Regions from separate parts of the Homo sapiens genome. Here region 2 is linked to region 1. The links are chromatin loops, found by intact Hi-C in ENCODE. Cell type or tissue: mammary epithelial cell. All regions are shown on one strand.

The links. A loop is a pair of places that touch in the nucleus more often than their neighbours do. Peaks named below come from ENCODE experiments on the same cell type or tissue, not always from the same donor. Only the 100,000 strongest peaks of a DNase experiment are listed, where the experiment ranks them.
Region 2: a loop joins it to region 1, with 9 times the contacts of the local background. A loop is called at or near these places in 2 of 110 quality-filtered maps.

Annotation. Positions count from the first base shown.
Region 1 is chr18:31,038,254-31,046,253 of GRCh38, forward strand. It overlaps DSC3 (desmocollin 3), which reads right to left and starts at 4,489. Exons shown (of 16, transcript NM_001941.5): 1 at 4,339-4,489. The coding sequence starts at 4,407. It overlaps LOC124904345 (a long non-coding RNA gene), which reads left to right and starts at 3,280. Exons shown (of 2, transcript XR_007066445.1): 1 at 3,280-3,581; 2 at 4,189-6,973. In mammary epithelial cell, a CTCF peak has its summit at 4,860; DNase peaks (open chromatin) are centred at 1,458, 2,878, 3,328 and 4,628; H3K4me3 peaks cover 3,828 bases; H3K27ac peaks cover 6,814 bases.
Region 2 is chr18:31,449,678-31,457,677 of GRCh38, forward strand. It overlaps DSG3 (desmoglein 3), which reads left to right. Exons shown (of 16, transcript NM_001944.3): 2 at 6,763-6,798; 3 at 7,316-7,447. Among named protein-coding and RNA genes, the nearest start is that of DSG3, 5.9 kb to the left of the region's middle. In mammary epithelial cell, no CTCF peak of the experiment used is centred here; DNase peaks (open chromatin) are centred at 764, 2,134 and 4,564; H3K4me3 peaks cover 3,588 bases; H3K27ac peaks cover 6,607 bases.

The DNA of each region.
Region 1 (8,000 bases):
ACAATTTACATAAAGTACATTGTTCCATATAATTCTGAAAGAAATAACTTATCACAAACCTGGGCCTGGTGGATCTAAAGAAGTGTGTGTGGAGCTCTCTAACTTCTAATTCAATTTATTTAATGGTTACAGGTCTATTTAGATTTTGTATACCTCCTCAAGTCAATGTTGGTTATGTGTATTTTGTAAGAAGTTGTCTGTTTTGTCTGTATTTTCAAGTTAATTGGAATTATCTATTCATGTTATTTTACTTTTTAACATCTGTTCTCTCCAAAACTATACTTCCTTTTCATTCCTAATATTGTTTTATGTATGCCTTTTCTATTTTTGACTTGCTCAGAGTAGGGTTTGTCTATACTCAAGAGGTTTAGTTTAGTTGATACCCTCTATTGCTCATTTCTTTCCTTTTTAAAAAATGTTCTTCATAAAATATATTATAAATACCAAAGATTACATATAGCATGTGTGTGTTTTAATAAATAATAAAATGAACATTAGGGTATTCACGTTCAAGGTTAAGAAATGGAACATTACTAATATTTTCAAAGTTCCTAACTATATAGCAGTAGCTCATTCATTTTCTTTGCTGCATAGGATATTATTAGAAAGAATGTACAGTTAATTCATTAATACAACTTTTGAAAGGGATAATATTCAATAGACTTCAGTTATAGTATGTTTCTTGAAACTATGAAGTCATTTGATATTATGTTTTTGTGAGGTTTGGATGCCTTATTGAAAACAAAATAAAGTAAAAAATGTAAAGACACTAGTATATTAATGATGAACTAATGACCTTTAAAGATATTTTATAATAAAAATAACTTCTGTATACAAGAATGCCCATATTTTAAATTAAAATATAACAAACTTTAAAGATGATAATATAAAGTATTACCTACTGCAGCCTAAGCAAAATAGTTTTGTTGCATTTTATAGTACTAAGCAAATTGTATTAATTGCATGATAGAAACCTTATCAGACGAATCATTAAATCCTGATGGAAAAATTTAATGCCAAAGAGAGAACGAAAATTAAAGGTGTTATCTGCAGTTGTTTCACTTTCATGCTGTTGTTTAATTTTATAGTAAATACACAAAGTAGGCTTTCTAAAATGACACCCTACTTCAGTAGAGAAGAAAAAGAATGGAAATTTATGGAATGTCTTAAATGTGAAGAGGATCTTCTGGATTAAACACAATAATTACAGAATTTTAAACTCTTCATTTCTCCTGTGGCCATAAGTCTTCTGCAGAATGGAAATATTACCTTTCAAATTCTTACCACTTCAAAGGTAAATTGCAAGATTTACTGCTCTACATTCTCAGTACTTAAATGAGTCTAATAAATTTGTTTCCACCCAAACTCATTGTAAGATGGGAATTCCAGCTATCATACTTTCAGCGGAAAGTATGATTAACTACAGGTCACCACAGATACCATATATGGTACAGGACTGCCATGGGAATTACAACAGGATCCAAAAATGTGCATGAGCTTACATTTATTTATTCAGAACGTGCTTCCGTATCTAGCTGTATCTCAACAGGAACATCAACAATCTCCTTTTAATAAGGTAGCTGATAATGCATCAATCTAAATATACGTATACTATAATTTTGACTTTTTTAAGCTTGCAGTTTTAAAACTAGTTTTCATCTACTTCCTTTATTTGCCTTAATCTTCTTGTCACAAATGTAAAAGCCTTTAGAAATTACTATACTCCCTTTTAATTTAAAATGATGAATATATCAAATATTACCAAGAGCAAAAACATCACAAGTTTTTCTGGTAAGGACTCACATTATTCACATTAACCCTAACAAATATAAAAATTTGGATGCCTATTTATCAACATAGGTTGCAGGCAGAGTTCATATACTCCAAAGAGGAAAAGTACAGATTTGAGGGGAGTTATTGCAAACGTTTCAACTATTTTAGTTCCTTTAGAAGAGGAGCCCTTTTAACAAAATGATGGATTAGCCGTGTCCAAGTATGTGCCATTTATAATGTATACTAGATAACATAATCTTAAAGTGGATTTGATAACAGTATTAACACATATTTTTAAAAGAATCTTATTATTTGTAACAGGCAGAAGACAACTGATCTCATGTAAATTAGTTTCCACCATCCCTAACAATTCTGGTTACATTAAGAGGAAAAAACACTTTCTGAGGCAATCAAAAACTTACAATAGTGAGTGAGATGCTCTGATATACTTCTTTTTTTAGTATCTCCCTGTCATTTTTTTCTTTGTGCGTGTGATTATTAGAAACTGTATTTACACTTCAGAGTGTGGTGGGGCACACGGTGGGAAGGAGATACAGGAAAAATGCAGAATGGGAAAATTCCCTCAACCTGTTGGGCTGCTTACTGGGAAGACTAAAATTTAACAAGTCTCAGATTCTTGTTAAAGACTTGCTTTGAAAAGCTGTCTCCTTAGAACAAACAATGTTTTAAAGATAAGTAATGGTTTAAAGATATCCATTAAAGTCTCTATAAAATGAAAAATGTTTCTAAAATGCCGTGTCATTAATATTATATTGAAAAGTTGAGAGTCGTATGAGTCAAAAGGAAGGAAATACATACATGAGATGGTCAAGAGAAGTGTTAATTTACCCATCCGGTCCGAAATTGCAAGTGTTTGTAAACTGACAATTGCAGATGAAATAGTCATTTTCTGTGCACTTTCCGGTATTTAAGTCTCCAGATACAGCATTTAACCTAAACTCAACGGAATTATTTTAAAAAAAAAAAATCTTAAACGAGTATGTGCTAGATCAAAGCTGAAGCTTCCTCCGTTTAGATTTACGCGCACCTTCTTCCTTGCCACAGCTCGACACCCCCACCCATGCCTTGCCGGGAAAGCTCCTGGTCTTCCATGGCCTCTGGGAGCCTCGAGCGAATGCGAGAAATTCTGAGAGCAGCACCCGTAGTTTCGTTCCCCATCCTCAATCCCTTCGCAAAGGAAACACAAAACCCCAAATGCATGCTTGTAAACTGAAAAGCTGAAAATGCTTTTAAATATATTACAAAAGAACACATTCTCTAAGCCGTTTCCATTTGTAGTCACTTCATAAGCTCAGATACTTTGTTGGAACAGTTCCCGGGCAAATGGATGCGCTTATTTGTCCAATTCCTTCTCCATAAACATATCGTAGATCATAACTACCAATCCCATATTCATACCTCGCTGACCTTAAGGGAGGACAACCCTTGGACCCACTCCCACTTGCCAGGGTGGAGGGCCAGGAAGCAGTAAGAATCCGCGAGACCAGACTCGGCTCACTGCCGACGCGGGTATAGACCTCGCTCCCATCGGACCCCATGCGCATCCATGGATGCGGGTAAGTCGCGGGTCCGCGGCTCCTTTCTGGGCGTGCGGAATGAAACTCTGTTGAAGCCTGAAGCTTCGCGTGTAACCGCGCCGCCAGAGTTCCGAACACTTCAAGTCTCCCGTGTTCTCAGAGCATCGTCTCTAACTTCCTCTCCTAGAGGATTTCGTCCTGGGCGGCAGGTTTCCGTAGACTCGAAACCCCAGGCTGTGCTCCGGCCGCGCAGTCCTCCCCGGAGCCGGAGTAAGTACGACGCAACCCCACCGCATCCATCATCCCCCACCACTGTCACCCTCTACCCGCCTCCACACCTCGGCAGCATCCCCAAAACACAACACGACCCCAACCCCCATTCTGGCCCGGTCTTCCCACACTTTCGCGCCCCCGGCACATCCCGCCCCCAGCTGGGTGGCTGGCGGGGGTGGACCGCTTGGGTGAGCTTCTGAATACCCTTTAGGGGAGATACCGAGAAACCCACTTCTCAGGGGCAGCCCCACCAAGGGACCCAGGGACACAGCCCCGGCTCCACTCACTAACGAACCAATCCGGGTCAACTGCGACCCAGAGCTGGGGAGGGGGCAGCCCCTAAATCCCTTTTCAAGTCTGTGCTTTGAGCTCTCAGGGATCCTCTCCACCCAAAGGCGCCCTCCAACCACCATCACCACCAGCTCCACCACCTGGGGAGAAGCGTGAATCCCAACCCCCTGCCCAACCCGCGACGGCGCCCGCCAGAGCGCAGCGAAGCCTGAGCGCGACTCAGAATTCCAACAATCGAACACCTTGTCTCAAAACAAAAAGCTCAGTCCAGAGTCGACCCGCAAACACACGTTTTCTCTCCTCACTCCTGCAGGCCCGAACTTGGGGCTGCTACCAGACCCGCAGCATTGATCTGAGCCGCGGTTGTCACGTTTCGGCCCGCTTTGTCCCCAGCTCCGTGCAGCGTCCAGGGCGGATCCACCCCCGTCCCCACCCCAGCCCTATCCGGCGAGATCTGGCTTACCACGAGGGTCAGCAGCAGATGCAGGCAGACGGCTCCGCGCACGGAGCGCCGGGGCCCAGCGGCGGCCATCGGGATGCCGGGCAGGGCCAGGAGAACGCGGGCGCCGGGAGGGTGCCGAGAGCGAGACCTGCCGAGGTGCAGGGCGCGGGAGGTGCTTTTCTCGCCGCTGCTTGTTTTTAAGTGTATTTGGCCTCTCTCAGGCTTGCCTGCCCGGGAGCAACTTCACTTCTGAAACCGGATTGGACCCAGAGGACGCGGAGAGGCCACTCCTTGTTATTTCTCAAGTTTTATCATCGCCGGCGCGGCTGAGGAGCTGCCCGAGCCTGCCCCTCTGCTCCCCAGCAGCCACCCGGGCGTTCGCGCTCGGGAAAGCGGTCTCTGGCGCACCCTCTGCCAGTTCTCCCACGCCCCTCGGCTGCCCCGCGGCGCTGCCGCCCCGCCCGGCCCGCAGAGAGGCCCTGGCAGCCCAGATCGTCCCAGGGCGGCCCCATCGCCGGCGCTGCGCGGTGCATCTCAATGCAGAACCCCAATCCGCCCGCAGGGATCCCTGCCTCGACACGGGCTCTGCTGGATGCCAGGAACACCCTTGTCATTGGATCAGCGGATCTCCCCTTCGACGTCTGAACAAATTCTGCCAATGTTTTCAGATTAAAGCAAAATACATGTACTGTATTCTCTCCGGATTTGACTAACATGACAAAATACACGACAGAAGGAATTTATCCCAGATGGCATGATAAACAGTTTTTGGCATGTCAGAAATTAAAACCAAATTTAAGAAATTCTAATCTAACCATTTTTACGCACCCAAAATATGAGTGATTACACTCAGCGCTCTATTAACTGTCAGTTTGGGGGACTCATATGAACCTTCTAAAAACGACTTTGTTCTTAGATGTGAATTATTGGTTTACTACTTACTGGTACCAAAATGAAATTTTTCAGGTGGTCAAAGGAATATCTACCACACAAAACCTTCTAAAACGAGGCTTACAGATTCTACATCATGCAACGACTATTTATCAGGGCCCGAAGTCGGCCAAGCTTTGTGTGAGGGCATGGAAGAAAGGAAATGCAGAAAATCTAGTTCCTGTCGGAAATAATTCAAAGTCAGAAAGGGACGAAAGACAATCATTCCTAGCCCAGTAGGCTACACTTTTTAATAGAGATGTCGTTTGTAACACCAGGGGGACATCCTCTTATTTCTCCCTAAACTGAATTTTAAGTTCCCCGAGTTCCCATCTACTGGATTCAGGAGGAAATCCCTCTCAGACATGAGATGCTACTCCTCGAAGTCCATTCAAAAGTTGCAAGGTCGGGAATTTCAGACAGCCAATTAATCATGAAAGGGTGTTATGACCTTCATTCATCTCACTCTGGCTCAAGTCTAATAGACTCCTCGTCGTCTAAGCCATGTATTCCCTGAAGTCTGGGGCTTCCCTGAAACTCATGAGGCTCAGCTTTAAGGGCTCAGACACTCTAAGTTGAGCTTCCCAGTGTGAATCTCCCAGGCACCCGTCAGTGGAGGTCTCTGTATGTAAGAGCTCTTCCAGTCTCAGAGAAAGTTCTCCAAACTTCTCTCCACTCCAGGGTTTTCACCTCCCATCCTCCACGTGCCTCCAGCATGACCTCAGAGAAAGCTTCTCAAAGTCACTTCCAGCCCCCCAGCCCTCAGAAACTCAAGTAGAATGGTTTTCTTGAACTTAGATGAGTAAAGGAGATGGCTAGCACCAATCTCCCTCCCTCACCACTTTGAATTCACTGTTAGAGTGAAGGGTTGAGGTGTTAAGGCATTTTAGAGGAGAGGATCTAACTTAGCTGAAGAAAGCTTTGAAGAAGCAAAATGTTGCGATAAGCCCAGCAAAGAAAAGGGAAAGGGTAGGAGAATGCTTCAAGATAACACAACATCAACAGGACATGAGAAGCTCTGGAGAGCCTTGTGAGAGTGCCCCAGGGTAAGAAAGCAGAAAGGGGTTGGTTCAGAATGGTTACATGCAATGGCTGGGAATTCGGTTAGAAAGATGGTTCATGACAAACCATGCTGAGGAATTTAATTTCATCCTGACAGAAATGGAGAACCATCCATTCAATGTGTGAAAAGGGTTAGTAACTACTGTTACAAAATTGTCACTTTTGGTGAGTTTGCACATATGAACCCATTTGTGCTGTAATATGGCTTTCTTTAATACCTAGGGAATGAAAGACTTTGAAGTGTTTGTCTTTATTCTAACTATTCTTAGTTTTTCTATGATTTCAACTCTATCTTCAGATTTATGAGAGTCTGGCCTGGTTAGGACTGTCCTTTGAAAGACTAAAACTCTAAAATTGCTATCCCCTGATTATTTTGACTGTGCTGTGTAATAGAGGATATTTATTGTTAAGCCTACTGACTAATATGACAATTGCTGTGAGCTTCCATTTTTAGCTTCCGCAAAATAAAAGTTGTAGGAATCTGCTTTAGAAAAACTCGAAGAAAACATATTATGGATATTTTTAACTTGTATTGCAAAATTCTAGGTGCAATACGAACATTAATAACTGAATGTAGTATTAGTAATGATTTTGGAATTTCCTGTTTGTCCACCATGAGTATATTAATCTAAGTCCTAATAAAAAGCAATGCATTTTTATCATATAAAGAAGAATCTTTACAACATAAATATGACTTGAGGATAAATTAAATTGCTTATATTTTTTGCTTATATTTTCCCATATAAATTATGATTTAAAATAGTTTGTTGATTTTTTTTCAAATATGAGCTTCAGTTTAGATATAGTTAGAACTGGATGCTTTCTATTATAAAATTAATTTTAAATCATCATGAGGTATCATAAAGCATAAAGAGTTTTCTGAACTGTCTTTATCTTAATACCCTATCCCTCAAACTGCAAAGTCAGTTGGAAGTCACTGCTAAAAGGATAATGAGCCAAAATGGGAAAATAATTTATTATTTTCCCTTGTTATGTTCTTAGTTTGAAGGGTAAGAGCAGCAATAACAAAGGATCAAAAATGGGAATTGACTTTAGACTAAAGAACAAAACTTCAGAAATTCAGGTGAATTGCAACATTTTCAGCAGAAAGCAAACAAGATAATGAAGAAGAGTACTCTTACTCTGGACCTATGAGAAATCTCTGACTACGGAAGAGCTAACTAGTCTTAGGAGGTGGGACCTGACCTCTGGCCCACGAGCCAGGCTGCCTTGCACAACTCAGCACCAACAGGTGCTAGTCTAACACACCTACTCATCTCAGTGGCTTACCTGGACGGTGACATGGCAACTGTAGGTTTCCTCAAACACTCCTACGAAATACCGCCAGGACAACTGTACAATGTTTGAGACAAACTTACGAGAAAGAGCAGAGGAATTTATGAAAAAAAAAGCTTGAATTAAAAACAAGTAAAAGATTTGTTTACACCTGTGGCACAAAAATGAGTTCCGCCATGGGACATGAACTCAGAAGCATGTTTGGAATATTATTTAGGATAAATAGCCGCAGTGTGACTAGAGGTTCTGCAGATTTCCCAGAGCACTATTGAGAACAGCCACCACATTTTGGTCATTTCAAAAGACTGCTGGGGCCTTGAGGATAACAGAAGGTTTAAGTCAAAAGTCAATTATAAATATCGCATTGCTGCCCACTACCAGAGCCGTCCCAGAAT
Region 2 (8,000 bases), 410 kb after region 1:
GTCCCTATAATTCTAGTCATAAAGGAAACTATGAAATGACATGTATTTGGTTCCACTCAAGAAAATTTTACATACACATGCTGTTTAAACAACAGTATAACTTCATACATAATTGTTCAACTGAGTGGTCTAGACCTACTCTGTCCCATATGGTAGCCACCAGCCACATGTGGTTTTAAGCCACTTGAAATGTGGTTGGTCTGAGTTGAGGTGTGCTATTTAATATAAAATATACATCATAATTTGAAGAAGACTTTGAATGAACAAAAGAATGTAAAATATGTCAATAATTTTTTATGTTGATTACATGTTGAAATGATAGTATTTTGGATGTATTAGATTAAGTTAACCGTATTGTTAAAATGCATTTCACCTTTTAAAAACGTTTTAAATGTGACTAAATTTTTTAATTATATGTGGTTCGCATTTGTGGTTTTTAGCTTTCTATTGGACAGTACTGGTCTACTATTAATGCTATTGATAGAAGGCAGTGTCAGTCAGGAGAGAGGCAATCAAGTCTTTATGGATTCAGTGAAATTTGAGCTGATTTGGGATAAGTATAGATGGACGGGCCAAAAGGAGATCTCTTGGGTTGTCAGAAGAGTATAATCAAAGGCAGGCACAGTTAGGATTTGCCTAGGGGAAATGGACACACCAGTATGACTAGCATGACAGTTTGCTTTGGAGAATCTGGACATGAATTGGAAAGGCAGCTGAGGGTCAGATTGAAAAGTGCATTTTGTGAAGGCTCATGGAAACCTTTTACAAGTGGGGAGCCACCCAGAGTTTTGAAATAATGTGGTCATGGGGGGGAAAAGCAATGTTTTCTAAAGCATTCTCAAGTGGGAATGCTCATTTTTTGTTGTTGCAGGGTGGGTTCTGAAAGTTGGCAGATGTGTTTGAAGGTTTTGTAATAATCCACCATCCAATGACCATACATGGGTTGCCCAGAACAGTGAGAAATAATAGCAAAGTCATAGACTTAAATCTCTGGCTATGCCACTGACTCACTACAGGCTTTGTTTCCTCAACTGTCAAATAAGAATCACACCCCACCCCCTGCCTAATGAAAATGGTCATAGTGAGAATAAAGCAGCAATGCATGCAAAACAATTAAAAAGTGCTGTGAGAAAGATGAAGTGATTTGTAAACCCTTTAATTTTTATCACTTGTACTATTTTTAGTAATGGGGTAATTCTTGATAACTTCTTCACATTGTGTCTTACTATCTTAAATAACCATGGATACCAGTGTTAGTAAGTCAAGAAAGGGCCTGCATTTGTCTTGAGCTAAAAAGTATATCAAAAACAGTTGTCGTATCAATTTTTAAATTGACAGGAAAAAATAAAAGCTATATTTGGGAGGAGAAGGCATGGGGAATAACTGTCTACTATTGAAAAAAATGTGGTATTTATCAGTTTCTTGTGCTTGTTTGATCCATTTTATGCAACGTAAAATAAACGTTTTTGAGGAAAGGACTCATGGTTGAAAATGCTTATCTTCAGAGATTTAATCTTTTGAAAAAAAAATTTATCTTCAGAGGAAACCATTGTGTTTTGTAGTCCACCAAATCCGAAACAGTTTGTCATCCAACACTGCTATGAGCATTTGGACAATTTGCTATATAACTTTATGTTACTATATTAGGTAAAGCTTTCCTCACTAAAAATTAATAGAGATGTTTGAAATCTAAAGATTTTTAGAGTACAATTTTTTTAAAGAAGTTGGTGGTAGGAAAAAAAAGAGAGAAGCAGTTTAAATACCAAGTTTGAGTTAGCAAGTGTTCTAAATACAGCACAACTATCTTCAACCACTTTGTTTTCTATAAAACATCTAAAAAGAAAATCTTTAGAAAAAGAATTCTAGGCTAAATGGCCCAAATGTTTAACAAAATGAAAAATCTCTAAGATATCTCTTCTTCTCCTGATTGACCCAGTTTCCAGCACTGCTAATATATATAAAAATAAATGTCCTACTGAACTTCCCAAAAAGTTAATATTCTAAAATCAGAATACCCTTGCCAAATGGTTCTTCCAGCCCTGCCTACTTGGGCAGAAGTCAGGAAAGATGTAATTACTTCTACCAATTAGCACTCCCTCTTGCTTCATACCTGAAACCGGTTTTCATCTGGAACTAGAACACTCAGTGCTCATGAGGTTTCTCACAAACCTTTTAGCCTTTGGCTCTTTCTGTCCACTTAAGAGTCAAGCTGGTAGCCTAAGGTGAGGCCTTGCTTTGGGTAGTTCACCATAAGAAAATTACATAGACAATTTGGTTACTACTCATAATCACAAGATGAATAATTGAATCTGTCTAATATACACCTTTTTCTTGGAGAGCTGCTGTGCAGCTGGCTAGGTTGTACACTGCACAACTCCAGGAGGTGCATTCACATAAACTACAGCGTGAGGAGTGCCCTGGCATTACTCAAGGAGCAACCTACACAATTGTACAGTGGAGTACTGTTTCTTTTCTCCTTCTCATGGTCAAGAAAGAGAACAATCTTATGCACCTTGACAGTGAATAATTACAGGTCACTTCACATAAAAATGGCTCTTTTAGGCTGGGTGTGGTGGCTCATGCCTGTAATCCCAGCACTTTGGGAGGCCAAGGCAGGCAGATCACGAGGTCAAGAGATTGAGACCATCCTGGCCAACATGGTGAAGCCTCATCTCTACTAAAAATACAAAAATTAGCTGGGCTTGGTGGTGCGCACCTGTAGTTCCAGCTACTCGGGAGGCTGAGGAAGGAGAATCGCTTGAACCCGGGAGGCAGAACTTGCAGTGAGCCGAGATGGCGCTACTGCACTTCAGCCTTGTGACAGAGCGAGACTCCGTCTCAAAAAAAAAAAAAAAAAAAAAAAAAAAAGCTCTTTTATGCCTCTTTTGAAGTTTGGTGACAGAATTGGTTAACATTTTATTAAATGGCAATTTAATAAAACTAACTTACTTTGGGCTGGGCTCACCTATGTGCTTTACACCTATTAATTTAATCCTCACAACAAACCTATAAGGTAAGTAAAATTAATTTTTATTCCTATTGTACAGATGAAGAAACTGAAAGATTAAGGAATGTTCCCAAGTTATATGCTAGTACATGGTTGGGAGTTGGATTTAAATTCAGTGATTCAGAATCCAGTATCCAATTTTATATTATCATACTTGACTGCAGCCTACACAGCATTTCAAATGAGCATTTAAGAATATCCAGGGATATTTATTTTTCTTAGCATTCTGTCATGATACAAGGCTTAACTTTCTAAATTAATTGAATTTACTCTAAAAATCAGTTATTGGAAATTGAATTCTTCACAATTAAATAATTTCCAAGTAATCAGATATATATCAACTTTGTTCAATTAAGGAATTTGCTTTGATAAATACAAAGTTTATCACAATGTTTCAGAGTTTTTAAATTTTAAATTTCAATATATATAGAAAGCTATGAGATATTATGAAAGATGCTAATATGAATGATATTACTTACCTGTGTATATTTCATGACATTTTTCCCAAAAAAATTTAATAAATACAAAATCATGTTTAAAATTTGGACTGATTTATTTGAATTATCTAATTCATTCTACAAATTTCCCCAAGAATCCCCATTCTAGAAATCAGAAGTGTAGTCAGGCCCTAGGCCTGGCTGGGATGAGCTACCTGCATCTAATCCATAGTCTTATGTTCTGTCCCCTGCCACACTAAAGCATGAGGTAACCCCAAACAAGATCTCGGCCAAACTAAAGAGCAGGTGCTATTATACTTGCTTTTTGTTTAATCTAGCTACCCATATCCTCAGATTATATTTATTGTGTACATACCATATTCAATAGGAACCTTAGTGATACAACCATATACATTTTTATTAACAAATAGAGCATATGGATATCAAATTGCTTTATTTCATATATTTTTTAAATTTAATAATTAGATTTGCTTTTGATAATATTTGTAATTCATATCTATACCAAGGCACTAAGGCTATATCAATGCTTTAAAAATCATATAATTAAAATTTACAAAATAACCAGAAAACAAAAAGAAAGAAAAGTACAGTAATTCTCAAGATAAGGGAGGTTTTCTCCATGTTGGTATTTCCAATCCAGGCCACCAAAAGAGACAACTTAGTTCATTCAAATCGTCAGAAAACTATGTAAATATTTATTGGCTTGATTTAGTCATTCCACAGTTTATACATATCTCAAAACAACATGTACATGATAAATATATACAATTTTGTCAATGAAAATAGATTTACAAATAAAAACACATAAATTGTTTTTAAAATGTCCAAAATTATTATATTAGCAAATTAACTAAAACAAGTAGCCATTATATAAATATTAACTAAAATAATTTTTTTAAAAAAATACTATTCTAAATAATGTAAGGCTGTGCTGTCCTCTAAAAATCTGAAGATCATTGCAATATTCAGAAATGTTTCCCATCACCTACTTCCTGGGAAAACAAATATTCTACCTTATTGTGTATTAGAAGAATCATTCTCTGTAGGGCTAGTCCAAGCATGATTCATATTTTCGGGATGACTCTCCAGTTTTCCTGTAAAGGGGAGCCTGCCTGGCCCATCCCTCCTCTCATGTGTAGCTGAGTCATTTTTATGCGCTGAGAAAGGAATTGTGCAGTTACTACATTTATCTGGTCTTTTCTACCAAGTAACTCAAGGTACTGCTTTAAAAAGAGCAACAATGTTGGAAAATAATTTTGAGACATGTTATAACCACAAGTAATGGTTCTTTTCCATGACAAATTTGAACACGCACTCTTTGGAATCAAGGTTTCAGCTGGAATGTCTAGAAGGGAAGAGTCCTGACATCTTATGTCTGACATAATTACTCATTTGGTTCAGACTTGGACTAGTCTATTCATTATAACCCTAGAAAATAAACAATCTACATTGTTTCAAGAGCAACCATAGTCTTTTGCCAAATAGAAATCTAAATTGACTGTCATATAATTTTCTTTGTACCATTAGTTTGTTTTTTTTTTTTTTCTCTTTATGACAACTTTGGTTAGAATTTAGCAGTAGTTGGCTCACACCTGTAATCCCAGCACTTTGGGAGGCCAAGGCGGGTGGATCACCTGAGGTCAGGAGTTCGAGACCAGCCTAACCAACATGGTGAAACTCCGTCTCTGCTAAAGATACAAAATTAGCCGGGTGTGGTGGTGTGCCCATGCCTGTAATCCCTGTTACTCGGGAGGCTAAGGCAAGAGAATCCCTTGAACCCGGGAGACGAAGCTTACATTGAGTCAAGATCGCACCATTGCACTCCAGCCAGGGCAAAAATTGCACTCCAGCCAGGGCAAAAAGAGCGAAACTCCGTCTCAAAAAAAAAAAAAAAAAGAATTTAGTAGTAGTGAGGTACATGCTCTGGAGTTAGGCTACTGCGGTCGCTATCCTATTATGGCCATTAGCTAGGGCAAAGTATTCATTCCCTTGCATCTCCAATTCTTCATCTGTATACTAGGGATTATAATACTAGAATCTCCTTCAGGTGCCTGCTGTAAGTATTACATAAAACAGTAAGTATAAAGCTCTAGGAGTAGCAGCTGATACCGAAACTACACAATAAACATTAGCTACTGTTATTACTCTTCTAGTTTTTTTTTTCTTCTGACTTATTTTCCACCATTATTTTCCGACCAGATTCATCCGATAATCAGTGGATTAGCAAATACTTGTTAAGCACCTGTGAGGGTTACAAGAAAAAAAAAATAACCTAATAGCACTGAACTGGAAAGTTTACAATACTCCTGGCTTAGCACAGAAATTCTTTCATGTGCATAAAACAAGAAATAATAAACTGTGGTAAACCATCATGGGCTAAATTTCATGGTACAGAATATGTGTTGTACAAACTCAGAAAAAGAGACATCAGTAAAGACAATTTCATGGAGGTTGTTGGAACTTGATGGATCTGGAAGGATGAGCAATATTTAAGTGGGTGGAGTAGAAAGAGGTAATGCATGCCAGGCAGAACAGAAGATGAAAAATGACACAGATGAATGTCTCATATGCTCTTGAGAAGGTGAAGACCCTAGCCTACATGGCTTCATTTTACTGTCATTTAATTTTTTGGGGCCACTCTGAAAATTAAGTTCAATATTTAAATTGAAGTAATAGAGCAGAGATGAACAGATCCATGTCTCACTGCAAACAGGGTTTGTGATTGGAATAGCATATCCTCATCTTTTACGTTTTGTTCTCTAAACCAGACTGGTTCCATTCCATTCTTTTCACTTGTACAATTAAAGAAAATGTTCTGTAATTGTAGAGGACTAATACAGGATTGCCTTCCTACAAATCAGTTGGGTGGCTGAAGGTTTTTAATAATCCCCTGTGGCCCCTTTCTGAAGCATTTCACAATGGTGCTTACCAATGTTTCCCAAAGCAATGACTTTCATAGCTTCCAGGAACGGTGTATAAAGCAGCCAGGTAAGAATTGTGTGGTTGCTGCAACTGACTATTAGGCATAGTTTTTGCAAAGTCCAATAGGTTCTTCTTTATGTCATCAAAATTCTGTAGTCAATTAAAAAACTGGTGGAATGTGTTTATATTGACAGTAATATTCCTTTTCCTGGTAGGAACTTACCCTTTGATTATGGCTTCTTGAAACTTACTTCTTTTGAAATAGAAACAAATCACAATATGAACAATAGAATATAATAATCAGGATTATTCATTGTATATAATTCCTTATTTGAAGAATTCACATTTAATTCGACTTTATTTAAATGTCTGCAGGTGGTCATATTGGTTCATGGAGAATTGCGAATAGAGGTAAAGTATGAAAAAGGTTTTTGTACTTAAAATAATAGTTTAGTTTAAAAAAAAATTAAATTGTGTTTAGTAGAAATGAATATTTAATTTCTAAAATTATTCAATAATTTAATTGTGAAAATATATAAAATTAAAATTCTAATAACTGATAACAATATTTTAAAACTAGTCATCCATAAATGTCATTATTATAATTTATTTCATGCATTCTTTTCTTCTTATCTTAAACAAATCAGCTGGTCAAACCCTATGGGCCCAGTAAGATACTGTGGAGTATAAAAAGAAAATATAAAATACGACTAAATGCTAATATTAAAAATCACATAGCTTTGTAGTTATTTTAGTTATTTAACATTTATTACTTGCTTGACAAAGTATCAGGTAGAGCTAATTAGATACCTAACAGTCTTAGTGATCTTGAAACATAGGGGGTTCCTCAACTAGGTGTCTGTAATCAATATTCTAAGCAAAAATTGCCATTAATTTCCATAACAAATGGAATCCCTTTTTACATAAGACTAAAGGTCAATATGATGAAGAAGAGATGACTATGCAACAAGCTAAAAGAAGGCAAAAACGTGAATGGGTGAAATTTGCCAAACCCTGCAGAGAAGGAGAAGATAACTCAAAAAGAAACCCAATTGCCAAGGTAAGTTATATCAACAGGAGCGTATGAGTTTTTAGAATAAATGTATAAGGTGTAAATTAAAATAATACGGCAATTCCAAATAACAAAATGAAGACTGGGGAGTCCACAGAACAAGTGAACTGGTATCCTCAACAAAATAGTACAATAATAATAATAATGAGAGAAAGAGAGAAAGGAAGGTAGCTTCTAGGGTTATGAAAAAGAATTGAGACAAAGAATTGAGACATATTGACCAATTTTAATATAGAAGGCTTACTTGGATACAGAGTCTAGCAAACAAATAGGAAAAATAATGCATGTATAAGACAGAAATGGTTGGGAGCAAAATATGGATTGGTCATGTATTGATAACTGTTGAAGCTCAGTGATAGGATGTATCAGGTTTATTATACTATTCTCTTTCTTTCTTTCTTTCTTTCTTTCTCTTTCTTTCTTTCTTTCTTTCTTTCTTTCTTTCTTTCTTCTTTCTTTCTTTCTTTCTTTCTTTCTTTCTTTCTTTCTTTCTTTCTTTCTTTCTTTTTCTGAGATGGAGTCACTGTGCCTCCCAGGCTGG